Regions from separate parts of the Homo sapiens genome. Here region 1 is linked to region 2. Evidence: read pairs that join two places in POLR2A ChIA-PET (ENCODE). Cell type or tissue: PC-3. All regions are shown on one strand. Links, peaks and the distances in the headings refer to the core of each region. The heading gives the core; the rest is flanking DNA.

Region 1 (8,000 bases), core at 1-8,000, 190 kb after region 2:
GAGCTATATATATTAAACTTCCTGATTACATGTTAAAAGTATTTACTTTTAAGTATATTTTCTTAAGTATTTCAAATATTTACTGACTTTACAAAAACACACCTACATAAACTTTTTCAACTACAGAGCTTTTCTAGCTTTCTAAAATTTCAAGTTAGATCTTCTCAGGGGCATTTTGTGTGTGTGTGTTTCTAACAATGGTCCTTTTCGTCATTCAATAACCAACTCCCCCAAATAGAATTATCTGTTTCATAAATATAATGAATATATAAAAAACAGTATTATAACAAGCTTGTAATATGCTGACTGCTCATCAAAAAACAGACCCTTTTAATTTAGATCCATAGCATCAGTAAAACTAAAGAATTTAAGGGTGCTACAAAACTTCCAAGAATTTTTAATAGAAAAATAACAGCACCCTTGGAAGCGAGTACCTAATTCCCATGTTGCACATATTCATTAGAATAGAAAATTTAATTTTTGTCATAAAAATGACATTTTATAGTGAATTGGCTGACCAATTACCCAATTATAATTACAATATATCAAGCTTCTTTAAATGAAAATATTAGTGATACATGACTTACCAAATATTCTTCTGTGCCATACAGAGAAACAAACTGCTCATCATCTTCTAATTCTCTAGCTGCACCAAAATCTGTGAGTTTGTACACAGACTGTCCATCTTCCCCTATAACACGCATGATATTTCCTGGCTTGATATCACGGTGCACTATACCATTCTCTCGTAGATGATTCATTCCACCCACTTCAACAATATAAAACAAAAGAAGTCATAATGTAGATATTTACGTGTATGTGTGCATGTCTCAAATTCATTGATATAGTCACCCAAACTTAATATAAATTTTTCCATAATTTGGTTCAAAGTAATTTTACTCAAAGAATAGATAATAAATATATATATATAAAAGATGTTATGTTTTAGTTATAAGAAGTTTTAGAATGATAAAAATTAATGTGGTCTAAGGAAAAATCCAGTGTCTCTTAAGTACTACCAGGAAAATGTAACAAAACAGTCTTAAGCATATGATTTCTTGAATTACTTTGGTTATATATATGTGGGTGATCTGTTTAAACATAAAAATAATAAAGATTCCCAAAAAAGATATCAATCTTTCACCAGAGTTTTACATTTCTTTATCTTGGGAAAAAAAATTCCCTAAAAGTAAACTGAACTCAATATGTAAAACAGCAAAAAAGAAACAGAAAAACAGCAAAGTGTCAAACTTGTTTCTGTAAAAATGTATTCTCATATGCTTGGCACTATTCCAAAAAGCCCATTTTTTCTTCTTTTTTCTTAAGGGCAAAGTTGTCTACTTTGCTGAAATTAAGCTATTTTGTCTAACTGACAGTGTCACTGAGTGATAACTTTATACATTTGCTTGAGGGCTGATAGATGAATGTTCAAATTCAAAATATGTAAAAGGTTTAGGGGTATCAATGTATAATTATTAAAACTCAGGACTACCAATACACTTAGGAAGACATCATATCTATAATTTCTATTTGATTAAACAGGCTGTAGCATACTAGTAATATTGTTTCTCTCTCATTGTATCCTCACCTAAATAATCACTCTGCTTCCAGTGACAAGTTCAAGAATTCCCACCAACCTTTTACCTTATCACTTGACTTTTTCCCATTCCTCAAATATTTGATTCATTTCTCTTAAGATGTTATTTCCTTTGATTGCAGTATTTTTTTTAAAAAATAGGTTCACTGAGATATAATTCAAACATAACATTCATCTTTTTAAAGTGTACAATTCAGTCATTTTTAGTATGGTCACAGAGTTATACAACCATCACCACTGATTTCAGAATACTTTTGTCACACCAAAAAGACAACTCATACCCAACTCCATCTTCTCCTGATCCCCCAGAAACCACTAATCTGTTTTCTGTCTCTATGGATTTGCCTATTCTTGACATTTCATATAAATGGAATCATATAATATTGCAGCCTTTGTGTCTGGCTTCTTTCACTTAGCATAATGTTTTCAAGTTCATCCATGTTGTAGCATATATAACTACTTCATATCTTTTTGTAAACAAACAATATTCCATTGTATAGACACACCACATTTTTGTTTATCTGTTCATCAGTTGATGGACATTTGGGCTGTTTTCATCTTTTTTTTTTTTTGCTATTATGAATAATGCTGCTAAGTACACTGGAGTACAAGTTTTTATATGGATATGTTAATTCTTTGGGGTATATACGTAGCAGTGGAACTGCTGGGTCATTTGGTCAAAAGTTAAATAATTCTATATTTAACTTTTTGAGGAACTCTAGACTGTTTTCTAGAATGGCTGTATCATTTTATAATCCTACCAGCAATGTATCAGGGTTCCAATTCTCCATATTCTTGCCAACACTTGTTTTTTTTTTTTTTTTTTTTTTGAGATAGTCTTGCTTTGTTGCCCAGGCTGAAGTGCAGTGGCACAATCAAGGCTCACAGCAGCCTCAATCTCCTGGGCTCAAGTGATCCTCCCACCACAGCCTCCTGAGTAGCTGTCTACAAGTGCATGCCACCATGCTTGGCTATTTTTTATTTTATTTTTTGTAGAGACAGGGGCTCACTGTGTTGCTCAGGCTGATCTTGAACTCCTGGACTCAAGCAATCTGCCGGCCTCCACTTCCTAAAGTGCTGGGATTACAGGCGTGAGCCACCATGGTTGGCCCTGTTTGTCTTTTTGATATTAGTCATTTTCATTGGTATAAAGTGGTATTTCATTGTGGTTTTGATGAGCATTTCCCTAATAACCAATGATGTCGGTTATTAATTAATTAATGTTGAGCTTTTTTTTATGTACTTGTTAGCCACTTGTGTATCTTCTTTGGAGAAATGTCTATGCGAATCCTTTGCCCATTTTTAAATTGGGTTATTTGGCTTTTTATTGTTGAGTTGTCTGGATAAAAATCCCTTGTCAGGTGTATGATTTACAAACATTTTTTTCTCATTCTATGGGCTGTCTTTTCACTTACCTGATGTCCTCTGAGGCCCAAAAATGTTTAATGCTGATGAAATCCAATTTATGTATTTCTGGTATTTGTGCTTTTGGTGTCATATCTAATGAAGCATTGCATAAAGGTCTTCAGTTTTGAATGGAAGATATTTTTTAAAAATTCTGTTATTAAATTTTATATACAAATGATATCATATAAATAAACAAACATACCCACATCTCGCAAAACAATTAAGAATTCAGATTCTGGTAGTCCATAGGCATTAGAAGGTTCTTCTAAAACAGTGTATAAACTCCCACATGGACAAAATTCCATAATAAGTACTTTATGTCTTGTTGTTGTCTGAAAAAAAAAATCATTGATTGGGAATCAACATAAAAAATAAATTTTGATTATATGCCAGTACTTATCTGATTTCATTTAAATGTAGGATTTGCTACAATGATGAAGGCACTTTGCTTCACCTGAGATTCAGTATCTGTTGAACATACACATATAAGAATTAATATCTTCCGGCCGGGTGTGGTGGCTCACGCCTGTAATCCCAGCACTTTGGGAGGCTGAGGTGGGCGGATCACGAGGTCAAGAGATTGAGACTATCCTGGCCAACATGCTGAAACCCGGTCTCTACTAAAAATACAAAAATTAGCTGAGTGTGGTGGCACATGCCTCTAGTCCCAGCTACTCAGGAGACTGAGGCAGGAGAATCACTTGAACCTGGGAGGCGGAAGTTGCAGTGAGCCGAGATTGCACTACTGCAGTCCAGCCTGGTGACAGAGCGAGACTCCATCTCAAAAAAAAAAAACAAAAAAAAAAAACTAACATTTTCCAAATTCCTATTAGGTGAAGAAGTTGGATTTGTTTTTGAAGACAAACCACAGTAAAAAGTAGCTAAATCTGAACTACAAAATCATTGGTACAATGTTACAATGGTTTTGTTAAAATCATCTTAAATTCCTTTCTTTTTTTTTTTTTTTGAGACAGAGTCTTGCTCTGTCACCCAGACTGGAGTGCAATGGTACGATCTTGGCTCACTGCAACCTCCACCTCCAAGGTTCAAGTGATTCTCCTGCCTCAGCTCCCAAGTAGCTGGGATTACGGGCATGCTCCACCATGCCTGGCTAATTTTTCTATTATTTTGTAGAGACGGGGTCTCACTATGTTGCCCAGGCTAGTCTCGAATTTCTGGGCTCAAGCAATCTGCCTGCCTCAACCTCCCAAAGTGCTGGGATTGCAAGCATGAGCTACCACACCCAGTCACTTGAATTTCTTTCTTTCCTTCTTTTTTTTTTTTTTGAGACAAAGTCTCGCTTTGTCACCCAGGCTGGAGCGCAGTGGCGCGATCTCGGCTCACTGGAAGCTCTGCCTCCCAGGGTTCACGCCACTCTCCATTCTCCTGCCTCAGCCTCCTGAATAGATGGGACTACAGACGAGTGCCACCACACCCGGCTAATTTTTTTGTATTTTTAGTAGAGACGGGGTTTCACCATGTTAGCCAGGATGGTCTCGATCTCCTGACCTCGTGATCCGCCCACCTCGGCCTCCCAAAGTGCTGGGATTACAGGCGTGAGTCACCACACCAGTGCTGAATTTCTTATGTATAACAGTACATTTAGGACAACAGCTCTTCTAACCTCTTAAAATGAAATTTTTCTTATGATGACTACTGTTACTTCAAGGAATGGAGTCCTATCCTTAAAAATAAATGGGTAGCAGAACAGCTGAGTGGTCCCTCTTGCAGCAAAGCTCCAGTCTGCTCATTTGCATCTGAGATGCTGATTTGTTTTAAACCTTAATTTTAATGTACCATTGATTATAATGCTTCATCAATTTAATAACAGCATTACGGGGAAAAAGAAATACCATCAAATTATATATACACAATGATTATAAGATGCATGACAATTTCAGAATCTGAAAATCTGAATGAGTCTTAAAATCTACTATTCATCTCCAACTTTTTATCCTTTGTTTCTTTTCTAATTTTTTTCTACATATCTCCAAAACACTTTTATAAAATATTTTAAATTACTCTCTGGCAGTCATTTCAAAAAAGAGAGAGAAATAATCATAGTAGAAAAAAAAAACTGTTGCTTTTAAATGATAATGTATGTTGATTGTTGAAAATTTGGGAAGTATACATAATTCCATTACCTGGAGATAATGAATTAATATTTTGGCGTATTTTCTTTCAGTCTTTTTTCTATGGATGAAATAATGTCATAGATACATAATGCTGTTTGCATATTACACTGTATATGTTAAGATCATACTACATATATATTTTTAATCCTGATTCTTCTCACATAACATCATATATAAGGTGTTCCAAGAAGATTAAAATTTTGGTAAATATCTCTTTTCATTACCACTTAACTATTGTGTGGTAAAAAATTAACTTTACCCAAAGAGAAGTCAGGCTTTGCCCTTGGCTACTGGACAGTGATCTCTGGCCCCTAAAATGTCCTATCTGAAAGAACAAGACTTCTGTCTTTGTTCCTCTGGGGGCTTTGGCCACTGGAGAGTCTCACAGCATGATTTAGGATGGGGGCTTAATGGAGACTAAAGGAATTACCCCAAACTTCTGGAAGGAGCTGGGGACTAAAGGTCAGCAATACAGGCAATAAATGATCCAGCCTCAGTAAAAACCCTGGACACCAAAGGCTTGGGTGAGCTTCCCTGACTGGCAATACTTCATGCATACTGTCATACATCAATGCTGAGAGAGTAATGTGTCCCTCAGGACAAAGAAGCTTCAAGATTGGAACCCTCCCACATTCCACGCTTTGTGTCTCTTCCTCTGGCTGGTTCTAATTTCTATCTTTTTGCTACAATAAAACTGTAATTATAAGTATAGCACTCTCCTCAGTTTTGTGAGTCATTTCTACATTCCAGCAAATTACCAAACCTGAGTGTCATGGGCAACCCCCACATTTGTAGCCGGCTGGGATGATGTGAGGGTAATCTTGTGGGAACTGTTCTCTCTGTGCAGTTTGCCAAACTCCTTTGCAATTGGTATCAAAAGTCTTGAGCAGACTTGGCAGTGTGGAAGGCTATGCTCTTAATCTTGAGTTTGGCTAATTCCAGGTAACTATCTGCCACACATTCTAATTTATTCAACTTATTTAACCATTCTTTATTATAAACAGGATGCCAATTAACATCTTCATGCATAAAATTATATTTCTGATTACTTCCTAAGAAATAATCACTAAAAATAAAATCACTCGGATAAAGAGTATAAACTACATTTTTTCCCAAAGATTTTATTGATTGCTCATGTTTAAAGGGATTAAAATAATTTCTATTTCCATTATTTCTAGATTACTTTTCCTAATGACATTCTTAATTCCACTATTTCCCCTTAAAAAAATCAATTCTTTTATAATTGGACTTCATATCTTAAACTGTAGGACTCTTGAAATTTTTATTCATGAAATACAAAATTTTTATTTTTTTAAAGTTCGATTTTTTCTTTTTATAATTATTTTTTCTCTTTATAATTATTAGATTTAACTTGTTACCTTTCTTTTTCTAGTAATAATACTGGTAACCATATTCAATACCCTTTTATTTCCTTCTTTCTTTTTTTTTTTGAGACAGGGTCTCACTCCATCACCCATGCTAGAGTACAGTGGCACAATATGGTTCACCATAGCCTTGACCTCTCAGGCTCAGGTGATCCTCCCACTTCAGCCTCCTGAGTAGCTGGAACTACAGGCGTACACCTCCATGCATGGCAAATTTTTGTATTTTTTACAGAGACAGGGTTTTGCCATGTTGCCCAGGCTGTTCTTGAATTCCTGAGCTCAAATGATCCTTTCTTTTTTTTTTTTTTTTTTTGAGATGGAGTCTCCCTCTGTTGCCAGGCTGGAGTGCAGTGGTGCGATCTCAGCTCACTGTGACCTCTGCCTCCTGGGTTCAAGCAATTCTCCTGTCTCAGCCTCCCAAGTAGCTGGAACTACAGGTGCGCACCACCATGCCAAGCTAATTTTTGTATTTTTAGTAGAGACGGGGTTTCACCACATTGGCCAGGCTGGTCTCAATCTCTTGACCGCATGATCTACCTGCCTCGGTCTCCCAAAGTGCTGGGATTATAGGTGTGAGCCACTGCACCCAGCCGCAGCCGGCCGCCCCCTTTTATTTCTTACACTACTGTTTCTGATTCCATTTTTATGATATTTTATTTCTATTGTTCTATATATTCAAGAATCCTTTAGGATAAAGTATTTGGTTGTACAAACCCTAATTTTCAACAGTTTTTTAAAAAATCCATTTTTTAATATTAGGTTCTATTTCTTGACTCGTAACTACAATAAATATAAGATTGAAGTTTTACTACTTACCTCCTCTTCAATAGCAAATAATTTGACAATATTTTTGTGATTGAGTTTTTTCAACACTTCAAATTCTCTCATTTGAACATCCACTGGACGAAGGAAGCTTATGTTATTAAATACTTTGATAGCAAATAAATCACCAGTTTTCTTTAAAAAAGAGAGAGAAATGTTTTATTTATTCATAATATTGTAAAAGAGATTAAAAGGTAGCATTAGAACTCGCTATTGCAACTTATTTTCTTACAGAACATCATGCATCTTTTAGGCACAGGGAATCTGTATGAGGACTTTTGACTTTTCTAAAAAGTTAAAATGAATCAATTAACTGCTCAACATTTCTTTCAAATTACACCTTTTGGAATTCAGAAATGGATATTTTCTTTCATATTATAAATAAACCTTTCATGAGGATACAGTAGGGGCAAAAATAGTCACACATCAGAAGATAAAAGCCATAATAGTATCAAAAGCAAAATCATCTTTTAAAGACGAAATAGAAAGTGAAACTCATAAGGGCTTCTCCAAGGCCTAATAATTTTAAACTAATCAAAGCAGGAGAGAGAGACTGAACACTATATTCCACCTATGAGATTTTTATTAAGAATATCAAAGTAATACAGTTAACTTTTCAGAATTATTTTGTAGCTAGGACAACGTGGGGGAGGG
Region 2 (16,556 bases), core at 3,966-11,965:
ATTAGCATTTGATTTTTCTACATTTCCTTTCAAATTATGCTATATTCTATTAATAGACTGTTGCAAACCTCTCCCTCCCCTCCCTCAGCAATAGGAAAACAAAGACTCTGATTTATTGTAAAATTCACAGACAACCCTTGAACCAAAATAAAGCAGTCCACAAAAATGGACCCCTCTGTATCCTAAAGCCAACTTTTTGGAGTATGCTCAGACCGCCTCGGAATTCACCACCAGGGCTAGGAACCCTGTTCTTCCATGTTTGTCGGTTTGCTCTGACCTTGTCATTAGTAAGAGAATGAGGACAGTACAGGTTCCATTTAGGAGAAGAATAATCTTATCAGGAAATTACTTTATATCTCAAACTGTGCTAAAAATATCACATCCTTATCCCCACACTTCACCTCTGACTCCACCTCTCTCTCACCTCCTCCCACCAAGTAAAGAATTTATTTAACAGATGAAGGCTGCCTCTGAGAATGATCTGTCTAAAAACACAGGCAGGACCATGGAATGTGTATGTTTGAAACTAGAGTCTCTGGGCTCTTGGTCACTGACCCACTGGACTTTAACATGTCTCTTCCACAATTTGTTCTTTTTTCTGTTGCTCAGGCTGGAGTGCAGTGGCACAATCATGGTTCACTGCAGCCTTAATAAACTCTTGGGCTCAAGATATCCTCCTGCCTCTGCTTCCTGAGTAGCTGGGACTACAGGTGTACATCACCACACCTGGCTAATTTTTTATTTTCTGTAGAGACAGGGGTCTCGCTATGTTGCCCAAGCTGGTCTTAAATTCCTTGAGCTCAAGTGATCCTCCTGCCTCAGCCTCCCAAAGTGTTGGGATTACAGGCGTGAGCCATCATGCCCAGCATAATTCATTCTTCTTTTTGAGATAGAGTTTCACTTTCAGTTCACTGCAACCTCCACTTCCTGGGTTCAAGCAATTCTCATGCCTCAGCCTCCCAAGTGGCTAGGGCTACAGGTGTATGCCACCATACTTGGATAATTTTGTATTTTTAGTAGAGACAGGGTTTCACTATGTTGTCCAGGCTGGTCTTGAACTCTCAGCCTCAAGCGATCCGCCCGCCTCAGCCTTCCAAAGTGCTGGGGTTACAGGCATGAGCCACTGTGCCTGCCGTAATTCCTTCTTATTAAATTTACTTTCACTAGTTTAGACAGTGCTCCATAACCATGCTTACAAAGCGCAAAAACATTGTGTTTGTATTTGAGTCTCCTCCATGGCTGGCCCATCAATTCCTTAAGGCCTTGACTATGTCTCTTAAGTTGCCTTGGGAAACCGTAGTCAGTGGAAAACCTCATGCTGATGGGCTCCTCACCAAAAGCACACAGTTCCTTTGGCACCAGGAGGATCTTCATTCCATGGAGAATTTTTAGGCTATAAACAAGTCTCATTCTTTTAGAGACACTCTAGCTTTAAAAAAAAATATGTCTGTGGGTATCAAGTCTCACCCACGTGTTGATTTTACTACTTTAAATTAGGTTTCCAGACATCTGACGGGCACTCTCCAAGTACTACCTAAATAACACCACCCACACTTCTACCACAGGGGAGCATAACGCAACCTGACAATTTATTTATTTTTTAGAGACAGGGTCTCGCTCTGTCACCCAGGCTGGAGTGCAGTGGCACAATCAACGCTCACTGCAGCCTCAACTTCCTGGGCTAAAATGATCCTCCCACCTCAGCCTGCACCACCATGTCTGGCTAATTTTTTTTGAAGTTTTGTAGAGATGAGGTCTCGCCCAGGCTGGTCTTGAACTCCTTGAGCTCAAGTGATCCTCCTGCCTCAGCCTCCCAAAGTACTGGGAAGTGCTAGGATTATAGGTGTGAACCAACACACCTGGCCCTGACAATATTTTTCAAGCAAATGTATCTTTGCCAACCTTCCTCTGGATTAAAAGTGCCTTGGGGGCACAGTTTTATCCTGCTCCTGTGCCAAGGCACTGGCATTTCTGAAACACAAGAGATGCTCCATGGGTGACTGGTGGAAGGACCAGAACGAAGGGAGCAGGCAGAGACCTGCCCTGGGCATCCTCATCATCCTCCTCACACTCAGAAGGCAGGCACAGAGGCAAGACCACTGAAAAGGGTGCCTGGCCTGGTAGACAATCCAAATACCCTGGTCCCACCCTTTCTTTTCATCAAAGTGATTTTACTACTCTTACTTTTTAAAAATTTACTTTATTGTGATTAAACACAACATAAAATTTACCATTTGAATCATTTTTCAGTATATAGTTATTTGACACTGAGTTCATTCACAATATTGTGGAACCATCACTACCATCCATCTCCAGAACTTTTTCACCTTCCCCAGCTGAAACTCTGTATCGCCCAGCGTGGTGGCTCACCCCTGTAATCCCAGCACTTTGCGGGTGGGCAGATCACTTGAGGTCAGGAGTTCGAGACCATCCTGGCCCACGTGGCGAAACCCCAACTCTACTAAAAATACAAAAATTAGCCAGACGTGGTGGCGTGGGCCTGTAGTCCCAGCTACAAGGGAGGTTGAGGCAGGAGAAAATCGCTTGAACCTGGTTGATGGAGGCTGTAGTGAGCCAAGATAGCACCATTGCACTCCAGCCTGGGCGACAGAGTAAGACTCTGTCTGAAAAAAAAAAAAAAAAGAAACTATACTATTAAACACTGACTCCCTATTTCCCTGTGACTACCATTCTACTTTGTCTCTATGAATGTGGCTACTCTAGGCACTTCATGCAATTGTAATCATACAGTATTTGTCCTTTTAGTGACTGGCTTATTTCATGTAATGTCCTCAAGATTCATCCACATTATTCCATGTCAGAATTTTTCTCTTACTTTAGACTGCTACTTTAATGACAGCCTAAAATGGTCCACAAATTAAGGGACCAACATCAGGAAATCCCAGATATTCCATCAGACGGGCAGGCCCATTTCTCTGGTAGGTTTTTGCCTGATGGGGCTTCAGCCTGGTGTGATTTTTTTTATCTCTGAGTTTATAGACTCAGGCTTGTGTAAACAACTTTCACTGCACAAAGTCAGGGCCACTCAGCATTTCCCCACCACCAGAAGATAAGAGTGTTTGATGTTCTTTATCTTTCACTGCAACTGCTTTGGGAGATCTGGAGAACAGAAAAAGGTAGAGAATCACAACTTTGGAATCTTTTCAGCACTGCAAATTCATTAACAGCATTTTTTAAGCATCACTGAGATATAACTCACATAACATAAAATTCACCCATAAGTATACAATTAAATGGTTTTACTATATTCACAAAGTTGCACAACCATCTCTATTTTCATCAACCCACAAAGAAACCCCAGGCCCACTAGTAGTCACAGCCCCATAGCCCACTCCTGCCCAATAATATGTTTTTAAGCTTTATAATCTAGCTGACAAATATTCATATACTCCTACATGTCCCACAGTACATAGCAAGTACTTAAGAGTCCAATAAACACATCCACTACTATCAAATGCATATATACATATATCACAAATAATCTAAAAAATAATTCTTTCTAGTAAACCTCATGTTCAGAAATTTTGTTATTAGGCATATCCCAATTAACCTGAGATCCAAGTTAGGGGAATAAAAAGGATTTATAATTTTTTTTTTTTTTTTTTCTGAGACAAAGTCTCACTCTGTTGCCCAAGCTGGAGTACAGTGGCACTGTGTCAGCTCACTGCAACCTCCATCTCCTGGGTTTAAGCAATTTTCCTGCCTTAGCCTCCCAAGTAGCCAGGATTACAGGCACCCACAATCACGCCCGGCTAATTTTCATATTTTTAGTAGAGACAGGGTTTCACCATGTTAGCCAGGCTGGTCTCGAACTCCTGACCTCACGTGATCCGCCCGCCTCGGCCTCCCAAAGTGCTGGAATTACAGGCGTGAGCTACTGCACCCGGCCCAAATTTATGATATTTTTAAGACTAGATGTATGCTCCTGAAATGGTAGCATTTTTTTTGTTTGTTTTGGTTTTTATCTTATACAATTAAAACAATTTAAAAGAAGTAACAGTGACTAAGATATGCATTTCAAGACCAGGCATGGTGGTTCACACCTGTAATCCCAATAATTTGGGAGGCCGAGGCAGGAGGATCACTTAAGGCCAGGAGTTTGAGACAGCCTGGGCAACATACTGAGACCCTGTCTCTATTTTTTGAAAAAAAGGAAAAAAAAATATATATGTATGTTATGCATTTCAGGAGAGGGCTCTCCTTTAGGACATCAGGGCTCTTCTTGCTGTCTCATGGGCAAACTATGTCTGTACACCTGCTTTACGCAGATTCCTGCCTCTCTCTTATCAAAGAAACCATGTACAGACGATTACACAACACTTCGTTATGTGTATTTTTGAAAATCCTGATGTTGCATCCTCTTAAATGAAGCAATGAAGACACAGTATATCACAGGCCTTCAAAAAGGTAAATTATTTACTTATCATCACAGACAGCTAAATACTAAACTAAAAACTGATGAGCATTACATGGATTTAAAACTTCTACAGATCTATAACAGTGCAGCTTAGAGGAAAACCTGTACTTCCTCCATAAAGCAGTTTTGAATTAAAGCTCTCCCCTTGCACTCACTCCACTTTGGAGCTGATTTGTCTTGGGATACGTACTGGTGTAATGAGTTCTTGATAGTCAGTAAATCACAGCATACATGCAAGGAACAAAGGAGAAAATGAAATCATTTACTTGGAGATGAGAGAAGTCAACTTTATCAGTGAATTCATTCTATTTTATTTTATTTTACATTGTATTTTATTTTATTTATTTTATTTTGACAGAGTCTCGTTCCGTCAACCCAGGCTGGAGTGCAGTGGCATGATCTCGGCTCACTGCAACTTCCGCCTCCCAGGTTCAAGGGATCCTCATGCCAAGGCCTCCTGAGTAGCTGGGATTACAGGTGTGTGCCACCACACGTGGCTAATTTTTGTATTTTTAGTAGAGATGAGGTTTCACCATGTTGGCCAGGCTGGCTTCCCCCCACCCCCCCCCCCCCGCAAAGAAACACGGTCTCACTATATTGCCCAAGCTGGTCTCAAACCCCTGGGTTCAAGCGATCCACCCACCTCAGCCTCCCAAAATGCTGAGATTGCAGGCAGAAGCCACCGTGCCCAGCCACGGTGAATTAGTTCTAAGTGGAATACAGAGTTTTAACTAAAATTTGGCAGATTATGGGGCCGGGGCAGTGGTTCATGCCTTTAAACCTAGCACTTTGGGAGGCCAAGGCGGGCGGATCACTTGAGGTCAGGAGTTCGAGACCAGCCTGGACAACATGGCAAAACCCCATCTGTACTAAAAATAGCAAAAGAAAAAAAAAATTAGCTGGGCGTGGTGGTGCATGCCTGTAATCCCAGCTACTCAGGAGGCTGAGGCAGAAGAATCTCTTGAACCTAGGAGACAGAGGTTGCAGTGAGCCGAGATTGCACCACTGCATTCCAGCCTGGGTGACAGAGCAAGACTCTGTCTCAAAAAAATAAAAATAAAAATTAGTCAGATTATGGGCAAGATTACTGTGCCAAAGTAGAAATGACTCTTCTCAGTGCTACCAAATTAATTCTAGTCAGAATCAGAGTGGGGAGAACAGAGGAAAAACTGGCAAACTGACACTGAAGCAACATCATCCTTTTCCAAACCAGACTTGCCTGTGCCCCATGGAGAAGGGGATCCACTAACAGCCCACCACCAACCCGGTGATTCTTGAGGGCCAGCCTCCAAGCTGGGTCCCATGGCCACCATCCCGCAGGCAGTGCTCTCTAGATACACTACTGGAGAGCTGTTAAAGACACCGTTAAGGGCTGAGCGCAGTGGCCCACGCTGTAATCCCAGCACTTTGGGAGGCCAAGGCAGGAGAATTGCTAAGGCCCAAGAATTCAAGACCAGCCTAAGCAACACGGTAAGATTCCATCTCTACAGAAAATTTTAATTGACATGGGAGTGCCAGCTACTAGGGAAGCTGAGGCAGGAGGATCACTTGGGCCCAGGAGGTGAAGGCTGCTCCAATGAGCCATGTTTGCGCCAATGCACTCCAGCCTGGGTAACAAGGCAAGACTCAGTCTCAAAAAAAAAAAAAGATACTGCTGAATATTGATTTGTGTCCTCCCAAAAATCATATGTTGAAGTCCTAACTCCCAATAACTCAGAATGTGATCTTCTCTGGAGACAGGGTCTTTATAGAGGTCATCAAGTTAAAATGTTAAGGCTATCAGCATGGTTCCTAATGCAATATAACTGATGTCCCTAAGAAAAGGGGATATTAGGCCAGGTGTGATGGGTCAGTCATGCCTGTAATCCCAGCATTTTGGGAGGCTGAAGTGGGAGGATTACTTGAGGTCAGGAATTTGAGACCAGCCAGGGCAATACAGTGAGATCCCCATCTCCACAAAAATTTTAAAACATAAAAAAATTAGCAAGGCCTGGTGGCACATGCCTATAGTCCCAGCTACCTCAGGAGGCTGAGGCAGGAAGATCAGTTGAGCCTGGAAGATCAAGGCTGCAACGATTCATGATCACACCACTGTACTCCAACCTGGGTGACACAGTGAGACCCTATCTCAAAAGAGAAGGGGAAATTCGGACACAGACATGTACAGAGAGAAGATGACGTAAAGATACTGGGTGAAGACAATCATGTATAAACCAATGAGAGAGGCCTGGGACAGATCCTTCCCTCCTAACCCTCAGAAGGAAGCCACCCTGCCAACATCTTAATCCAGAACTTATAGCCCCCAGAGCTGTGAGACAACACATTTCTGTTGTTTAAGCTGCCTTGTTTGTGGTGCTTTGTCAAGGCAAACTAACACAGACAAGATTTTACATGTAAATAGAATTATACTGCAAATCATATACTGAAACAAAATCAACATTTCCCAAGTTCCACATAATTAGAAAATAATAAGAGTGTGATTACTGCAGTAACCACTACATAATTCCATCATATATTCAAGGAACTCTCTTAGAAGCAAGATGAAGCAAAAAACAACACTGAATTAAGAGCAAGAATCCTCATTCATCTCTGGATTGGACACTCCCAGAGTGTGCTCAAGCACCAGCTGAACAATTAAATTAACCCATCTGTTTCCTCTACAGGATGGAAACAATGTCTATAAAATCACAGTCCTCGAGCCAAGCCTGGTCCAAGCTACTCAGGAGGCTGAGGCATGAGGCTCTCTGGAGTTTGAGGTCAGCCTGGACAACAACAGTCTAAGTAAGAAAGAGGAGGGGGGGAGGGGGAGGGGGAGAAAAAAACACCTTTGCAGTCCTCAGACGTGTTTAAAAAAAAAGCCCAAACACCTGCGATGGCCATGAAGAAAGCACTGTGCTACAGAACACACTGAAAGATACAGAAAGTTTATCAATGAACATTGTCTTTAAAGCAAAATTAAGTATAATATCTATTAAGAAGATTACATTATTCAAGCAATGTAAAACTACAATGTTAATTTTGCCATTAGAACCTCAGCCCTCTAATTTAGAGCCAAAATACCATCCTTCCTCATCTCTATTCAACAAGGAAATAACCAATATATTGCAAAATATGGTAATCTATTATAACACCTTAACACCAACTAGTCTGTTGTAAATTTCAAAATTATTGCCTTAGCACGTCTAATAATTCCAAATAAGAATATCTAGTAATTAATACATAAGAGTCACCAAGCCTACAATTAAACATTAAATGGAGCTGGGCGAGGTGGCTCATGTCTGTTATCCCAGCACTTTGGGAGGCCAAGGCAGGAGGATTGCTTGAGCCCAGTCTGAGAACAGCCTGGGCAACATGGTGAAACCCCATGTCTACAGAAAAATGCAAGAATTAGCCAGGTGTGGTGGCGTGCACATGTGGTCCCAGCTACTCAGGAGATTGAGGGTGAAGGATCACCTGAGCCTGGGAAGTCGAGGTTGCAGTGAGCTGTGACTGCACCCCTGCACTCCATCCTGGGTAACAGTGAGACCATGTCTCAACAAACAAAAACAACAACAACCAGCCAGGCATGGTGGCTTATGCCTGTAATCCCAGCACTCTGGGAGGCCGAGGAGGGTGAATCACTTGAGGTCAGGAGTTCAAGACCAGCCTGGCCAACATGGTGAAACACTGCCTCTACTAAAAATTCAAAAATCACCCGGGTGTGGTGGCAGGCGCCTGTAATCCCAGCTACATGGGAGGCTGAGGCAAGAGAATCACTTGAACCCGGGAGGTTGGAGGTTGCAGTGAGCCAGTATCAAGCCACTGCACTCCAGTCTGGGCAACAGAGTGAGACTTCATCTCAAAAATAAAAACAAAAACATTAAGTGGGCAACCTTAAAAATAACTTCTTAACATATGTTAACATACGCATCTCCAGGCACCATTGTCATTATCATTTTTATTGTCTCTCCACATATCTTGGGACTTAAACTAGGTAAGCTACAAAATTTCCTGACATTTAGTTGTAACTAAATTTTTTTTTAAAAGAGGGGACACGAGAGAGGCACAGCCCATTAAGACACTGATTTTTCTATTACTAGATGTGTCTGAAATGCAGTAACATATCCTTAGTAAGTCAGCTCTGTATATGGTCATATGGCACTTTCAAACACTAATCTCAAATCTATTTATATCAAATGCAGCCAAGCACACACAGCAAACAGATCTTGGAAACCACTTTACAAGCCTGTAAGAAATCAGTGTTGGTCACAGTAGAGGCAAAAGGCAAAGAGCCAGCCATACAATCGCGCATGCACAAGTCATAAAGTTTATAGCAAAGTGTGACTAAAAGTAAATACTCGGTGCAAGGGTTTTCCAATGAGGATGATACAGCTTAGGCAAAAATGTGTAAGATTCAACACGAAACATCTAAGACAGCAATTCCCTTTAGTGAAACCATTGTTTAAGGTACAGGAAAAGACTTTTTTTAAGACTCCTAAAAATCCTTTAGAAATAAACAACTCGGCCAGGCGCGGTGGCTCACGCCTGTAATCCCAGCACTTTGGAAGTCCAAGGCGGGCAGATCACAAGGTCAGGAGTTCGAGACCAGTCTGGCCAACATAGTGAAACCCCGTCTCTACTAAAAATACAAAAAATTAGCTGGGTGTGGTGGCGCGCACCTGTAATCCCAGCTACTTAGAAGGCTGAGGCAGAAGAATCCCGTGAACCTGGGAGGCAGAGGTTGCAGTGAACCCAGACTTGCACCATTGCACTCCAGCCCAGGTAACAGTGCAAGACTCTGTCTCAAAAAAAAAAAAAAAAAAAAAAAAGGAAAAAAAAAGAAACACCTCCTGGCTGAGGACAACTATCACTGAGGTCATCACTGAGCACAGCACAAAGGTCCTATCAAGGACCTGTCAAGGTCCTGTCATGGCAGCGCTGCTTCAGGCTTGCCTTGAGGCACTGCTTCCTCTTTGGCATGGAGATAATCGAATTTGTTTATCAAATTGGCCAATGACATCTGGGAGGGTAAGCCAGATCACAGGCTCAAACAGGGTGAATCCAAGATAGAATTAAAGGCACATTTAAAGTTTATACTGGGGATCCCCTGTCCCTGCCCCTGCAAATACATGCGTGTATCATCTACATGACAAGAGACAAATAAATGGTCCCACTAAACAATGCTGGTGCGTAAATTTGGGGTTGCCTTATTTGAAAAGCAATACTGGCAAAGAGCAACAGTTCAGAGGGAATCATAACAAAGGCTCTGAAAACTACACAAGAGCATACTGGGGATGTTAGTGTGGGAAAAAGGAAAACTGGGAGAAACAGTAAAAAGTGTCTTTATAATCGTAAAGAATATCATGTATAGGGTGGGCTGGCCTTGTGCTCCCTGCAAGGCCCACACTGTGAAAGCTATTCAGGGAGACCGTTTAGTTTATTTCACCAAAGAGCTTTTCTGATCCTCAAAATTGCCCACAAATGGCTTGCCCAAAGAAGTTGGCACACTCTTTGTTTTGGAAGTGTTAAGCATGACGACTTTGGAAACAAGATCTTTTCGAGACATTTGACACTGATAACTTGGCTATCGAGACGGCATGATTTTTCCTGAGTTCCCTGAGAACTCAGAGATATGACTATGTCCTAACCGGGTACCCTAGGACCATTTTCCTCACTGCTTCTTACCTGCAGAGTGGGCAGAGAATATGCACTAGAAGCCAAGGTGCTTTTAAAAATCCAGATGGCTGGCCAGGCGCAGTGGCTCATGCCTGTAATCCCAACACTTTCGGAGGCCAAGGCAGACGGATCACAAGGTCAGGAGATTGAGACCATCCTGGCTAACACGGTGAAACCCTGTCTCTACTAAAAATACGAAAAATTAGCCGGGTGTGGTGGCGGGTGCCTGTAGTCCCAGCTACTCCAGAGGCTGAGGCAGGAGAATGGAGTGAACCCGGGAGGCGGAGCTTGCAGTGAGCCGAGATCGCGCCACTGCACTCCAGCCTGGGCGACAGAGCGAGACTCCATCCCAAAAAAAGAAAAAAAAAAACCCAGATGGCTGCTGAGACCCCAAGAACACCAATTAGAAGCTCCAGGGTCAGACCAAGCCAGAGGGTTTTCAAGAGCTGTATGAGTAGCTGGACTCATTCCTTTACTTTAATCCCAGCACCCTGAGAGGCCAAGGCAGGAGGATCGCTTGAGGCCATGAGTTTGAGACCAGCTGGGCAACATAATGAGACCCTGTCTCTACAAAACATTTTTTAAATCATTAGCCGGGCATGGTGGCACACACCTATAGTCCTAGCTACTCGGTAGGCTGAGGGGTGAGGATCACCTGAGTCCAGAAGTTGGAGGTTACAGTAAGCCAACACTGTACTACTGCACTCCAGCCTGGGTAACAGATCGAGCCCCTATCTCTAAAAAAAAAAAAAAAAAAAATCAATGTAAAAACAAGAAGCTTGGCCGGGCTTGGTGGCTCATCCTTGTAATCCCAGCACTTTGGGAGGTCGAGGCAGGCGGATCACAAGGTCAAGAGATCGAGACCATCCTGGCTAACATGATGAAACCCCGTCTCTACTAAAAATACAAAAATTAGCTGGGTGTTGTGGCGCATGCCTGTAGTCCCAGCTACTTGGGAGGCTGAGGCAGGATAATCGCTTGAATCCAGGAGGTGGAGGTTGCAGTGAGCCAGGAACGTGCTCCATCTCAAAAAAAAAAAAAGCTTTATGAGTGATTCTGACACCACACCCACCGCTGGTTAACCCACTATGCCCTAGAGCTCTAGCCGGGAGCCTCTGTCTATTCCCATAGCTCCTACAACCAGTTTTGTGAGTCCCATGTCCATTTTCTCCAGCCCAGATATACCTCCCAGCTAGCCTTCAGTCCCACATGATGGACATCCTACTGCAAGTTCTCCATCAGCCTCTCCACCTCCACATGCTGCCACACCACTGCCCAACTAATCGTCCAGCGGGAAATGCCTCAAAAGGCCACAAGGCCTGACATTCAAGAGTCTCCCTGACCTGGTCCAAATCTGGGGCCACCTACTCACTAAGTTTATGCCTGTCACACATGTACCCACCAAACAGAAGTATCTGCAATTTGAGGCACAAATTCTATCTCCACCCACTGGCCCAACTCCTAGTGTTCACATGTCTATGATCCAGCCACTTTGCAAAGCACAGCTCAAACATCTTCTGCTACACAAAGGCTGGTACCACCAACAGCCCCAGCACTTCCTCAGGACCTGTCCTCTGTACTTTCCATAGATGTCATGGCTGAACATATGCATTTCTAATCTTGGGTGCTATACACAGTGCTCTTGAAGGTTGGACCTATTTCTCATTTATTCTATTTTATAAGCCTCAAAGGGCCTAAAAACAACCTTGGGAGGCTGGGGACAGTGGCTCATGCCTGTAACCCCAGCACTTTGGGAGGCTGAGATGGGAGGACTGCTTGAGCCCAGGAGTTGGAGACCATCCTGGGCAACAGGGCAAAACCCTGTCTCTATAAAAAAAAATACAAGGCCGGGGCCGGGCGCGGTGGTTCATGCCTGTAATCCCAGCACTTTGGGAGGCCGAGGTGGGCAAATCATGAGGTCAGGAATTCGAGACCAGCCTGGCCAACATGGTGAAACCCCGTCTCTACTAAAAAATACAAAAAATTAGCCGGGCGTGGTGGTGGATGCCTGTAATCCCAGCTACTCTGGAGACTGAGACAGGAGAATCACTTGAAATCGGGAGGCGGAGGTTGCAGTGAGCCAAGATCATGCCATTGCACTCCAGCCTGGGCAACAGTGCAAGACCCCGTCTCACCAAAAAAAAAAAAAGAAAAAAAAATTAGCCGAGCATGGTGGTGTGTGCCTGCAATCCCAGCTGCTCAGGAAGATCACTTGAGCCTGGGAGGCTGAGCCTGCAGTGAGCCATGATCGTGCCACGGCACTCCAGTCTTGGTGACAGAGTGAGGCTCTGTCTTAAAAAAAATAAAATAAATAAATAAATAAATAAAACCCTTGCTGAGAAAAACAACTATGGGTTTCATTTATCTTTTACCAGAACTGGGGTGCCAGGAGGTGGAGGGATTCTCAGTTTAAAAGATAAAAGAAATTGGGTTAGTAAATCCTAACTACATAGAGATCATTTTTATTAATAATCATAAGAAAGGGGCCTAATTCCATCCTTTGTAGTTAGACAGACCTAGATTAAAATTCTAGCTTCTGCACTTACTAGCTAGATAAACTTGGGCAAATTACTTAACCTCTCAAAGCTTTAGCTTCTTCATCTATAAAATGGGGATAGCAAAGATACATATACTTTATTGGGTCATGATAGAAAGTAAATGAACTAAGGAATACAAATCACTTCTCACAGAGCCTGACCCAGAGGAGGCCCTCAGTAACCGCTACAGTTGTTATTATTACCAGATCTGCAAAATGTACACACAGGCATATTATTCCTGGGTCTTTCACTCTATTTCAACAGAAAAAAAAAAAAAATGGAGAGAGAAACCAAACACTGATCCCTTTTGAAGTATGAGGTTTTCCATAGGAATTTGCAGTGATTTTTTAATATTTCAGCATGAATATAAGAGGGGAGAAGAAGAACATAAGCATAATTAGACTAGAATTTGGACAATGTTAACTTACAGTAGATGGGTAGGGAGGGTCCATTCAGAAATTATTTTTGGTTGTCATTGAAATAAATACTACATCTGAATAAGATGCTGAGCAAAGCTTTAGGCTATGTATTGGTTATTCATCTTCATCCCACCCAACTTGCACTAATCAGAAACTTCCTTGGGAGTTCCTTTCTCCTGTAAGTGAGGGTGCTTCCTACTTGAAGACACAATTAAAAATGGAACAACTAAAGAGACTGTTAGCAAGGATGTGGAGAAAACAGAACTCTCATCCATTGCTAGTGGGCATGTACGTCAGTCTAACACAGTTAGAAAACTGGTAATATCTACTAAAGCCAATGATACACCTACTCTACAATGCAGTAATTCCACTCTTAGGTATATATATAGCCAAGAAAAATGAAGGGTTATGTCCACCAAAGGACACGTTCTACAAGAATGATCAAAGCAGCTGATTGACAATCCAAATGTTCATCAAGAGAATGGATAAATAATGATATATTCAAACAATGTAATATTTTACAACAATGAAGAATTACTGATATATGCAATAACATGGATGAATCTCAATGTGTGGCACTGACTTGGGCAAAAGATGTCAGCTGCAAGAGTGCATACTGCATGATTTTACTTATATGAAGTTCAAGATGCGGCAACATTAACTCAGGGTGATAAAAGTCAGACTAGTGGTTCTAGCCAAGGGCTGGGGAGATTACTGATTGTGAACAGTCACATAGGAACCTTCCTGGGTAACAGAAATGTACTGCATTTCTACATCTGGGTGGTAGTTAAACATAGAGACTCATTAGATTGTACAATTAAGATTTGTGCATTTTATTGTATATAAGTGATACCCCAATTTTTAAAAATTCAAAAGAATATCTACACAAATAAACATTGATACAACATGCCCCATTCTTAACCTCAGGAGTAAAACTATTTTTCTTTTTCTCTTTTTTTGGTAAGGATGGGAAGACAGGATAGAAGGCTAGTAATACAAACTTTGGCTTAATGAAACAGAATACACACCTAAAGCACACAAACTTCTCAAAATAAAAAAAAATTTCTTTATTTTTAAAATTTTATAATTTAAAAAGATAGAGACAGGGTCTCACTATGTTGCCCAGGCTGGTCTCAAACTCATGGCTTCAAACCATCCTCCCACCTCAGCCTCCCAAAGTGTCATGCCTCGCCAAAGTGAAAATATGAGCTGCCATGCCTCACCAAAGTGAAAATATTTCTTAAGGATAAATTCATCTCTCATGTACTTTATCCTATAAATGAGGGTGATAATAGAACCTCCCTCATAGAGTTACTGTGATGATACACATATTCAATACATATTCATCACTTAATACATTAATTAATGAATACAATACATATTCATTACTTAATAATGGTTTGCCAAAATTATTTGTTCATTTCCTTCAGTCCTTTTGATCCACTCCACAAAAATTCACAACCTGGCAGGTGTTCAATATTTGTTGAAAAAATTCAGAAAATCTCTCTCAGCATGCAAACCATAAATAATTCCCACCTTAATCCATAAGAAAGTCCTCAGGCTGTCACCAAGGCTGGAGTGCAGTGGCGTGATCATGGCTCACTGCAGCCTCAACCTCCCAGGCTCAAGTGATTCTCCACAGTAGCTGGGACTACTGGCACACGGCACCATGCTAAGCTAATTTTTTTATTTTTTATTTTGTAGAGACAGGTTTTGCTGTCTCTACACAAAAATGTGTTAGGGCTTCTCACACTAACATAGACACAAACCTCTGGGTATTCCCAGGTATCCTGGAAGTAACAGGATAAACATGGCATATGTATCTGAGGACATTCTACTTAAAAATTGACAGGAAAACCACACATATACATATACATTATATATATTTTTGTTTGTTTGTTTGTTTTTGGTTGGAGACAGGGTCTCTGCTGCCCAGGCTGGAGTGTAGTGATGCAAACACAGCTCACTGCAGCCTCAACCTCCTGGGCTCAGGTGATCTTCCCACCTTAGCCTCCCGGGTAGCTGGAACTACAGGCATGTGCAACCACGCCCAGCTAATTTTTGTATTTTTTTGCGGAGATGGGGTTTCTCCATGTTGCCCAGGCTGGTCTCCAACTCCTGGGCTTAAGTGATCTGCCCATCTCGGCCTCCTAAAGTTCTGGGATTATAGACATGAGCCACCTTGCCTGGACAGAAAACATATTGATATGTAAACAGATACTATTAAGAAGACTACAAATTTGCCTAAGATAATACAGGACACTCCAGAGAAACCTCTGCTGCTCAATTCAAGCTACGCTCTAGGCCATCACTCTTCCTGAGCTCCTCAGGTACTCTTTCCCTCTCTATATATTTCAGGAACAGTTTTGACAGGTTAGGCATAGGATATTTAGAATATTTCTGGTTCTCTACCTTAAACAACTCTAATCAATGTGCTTCAGGTTTTTTAATGCAATTTAAACTGATGACAAAGTTTAAGCTATTTCCTCAAATTATAAATACCACTCCATCTGGCTTACTATCCCTGCAGAGCAAAATATTTATTTTCAGCAATGTTGACATGCAAAAGCAAAAGAACAGGAAACTGTGTTTAAGAAAAACAAAATACCACAATAAGATTAACAAACTACATACAAGTTTACACTTACCTTTAGGAAGTTGTCTTTGTATGAAAAGTATATTTTCGATTCAATTGCATACACACAACAATGAAGCTTTACTTTGTTAAAATAATTAGTCAATCACTGGGAAACAAATGAAACTCTGAGATAAAGTGAAAAAACAAATTGCCCTTTTTAGAATTAACCTGCCAGTAATCTCTAGGTGCTTTTACCCAAAGACCCCAGTCTAAAATTCACATGCAAAACATTTTTTTCAGTTATAAAACAGAAGAGTTGTAGGACAGAAAAAACACAGAAGCCAAAAGAGATTGTCCTATCACCCAGAGTAGATCATTCCGGTTTTTTTTTCCTATTCTTATATTTAATGATACATTATACATGCTGTTTTGTTGGGGTTTTTGGTTTATTTTTGTTTTGGGGTTTTATTTTTTTTTTAAGAGACGGGGTCTCACTAGGTTGCCCAGGCTGGAATGCAGTGGCTATTCACAAGAACAATCATCCCATACTACAGCCCCAAACTCCTTCCTCGGCTCAAGCGGTCGTTCTGCCTTAGTCTCCCATGCAGCTGGACTACAGGTGCTTGCCACCTCACCGGCTTCTATACATGCTGTTTTAAAATTCTTTTCCATTTGAAAAATGTTGTGAGTATCTGTGCATCTAACACTTTAACAGTAACAATAGCTAAATCTTTATGGAGCTTTACTATGGACCAGACATGTTCTAAGCATTTTACAAGGTATTAATAACTTCTTTCATACTCAAATAATCCAAGGACAGCTGTTAAGCTACAATTAACAATTGCATTAAGAAACTTGCCCGGGCCAGGCGTGATGGCTCACACCGGTGATCCCAGCACTTTGGGAGGGTGAGGCGGGTGGGGAGGGGC

Evidence for each region. Peaks named below come from ENCODE experiments on the same cell type or tissue, not always from the same donor. Only the 100,000 strongest peaks of a DNase experiment are listed, where the experiment ranks them.
Region 1: POLR2A ChIA-PET joins it to region 2 with 16 read pairs; 8 of 35 experiments call an interaction of 5 or more read pairs at or near these places.

What each region holds. Positions count from the first base shown.
Region 1 is chr12:64,459,670-64,467,669 of GRCh38, reverse strand. TBK1 (TANK binding kinase 1) reads right to left here. Exons shown (of 21, transcript NM_013254.4): 3 at 7,341-7,481; 4 at 3,207-3,336; 5 at 588-769. Among named protein-coding and RNA genes, the nearest start is that of TBK1, 12 kb to the right of the region's middle. In PC-3, for the core only: no CTCF peak of the experiment used is centred there; no DNase peak of the experiment used is centred there.
Region 2 is chr12:64,643,099-64,659,654 of GRCh38, reverse strand. The region is part of intron 1 of RASSF3 (Ras association domain family member 3); the gene reads right to left. Among named protein-coding and RNA genes, the nearest start is that of MIR548Z, 29 kb to the right of the region's middle. RefSeq lists a silencer at 7,133-7,310 and an enhancer at 11,185-11,908. In PC-3, for the core only: no CTCF peak of the experiment used is centred there; a DNase peak (open chromatin) is centred at 8,724; H3K27ac peaks cover 1,521 bases.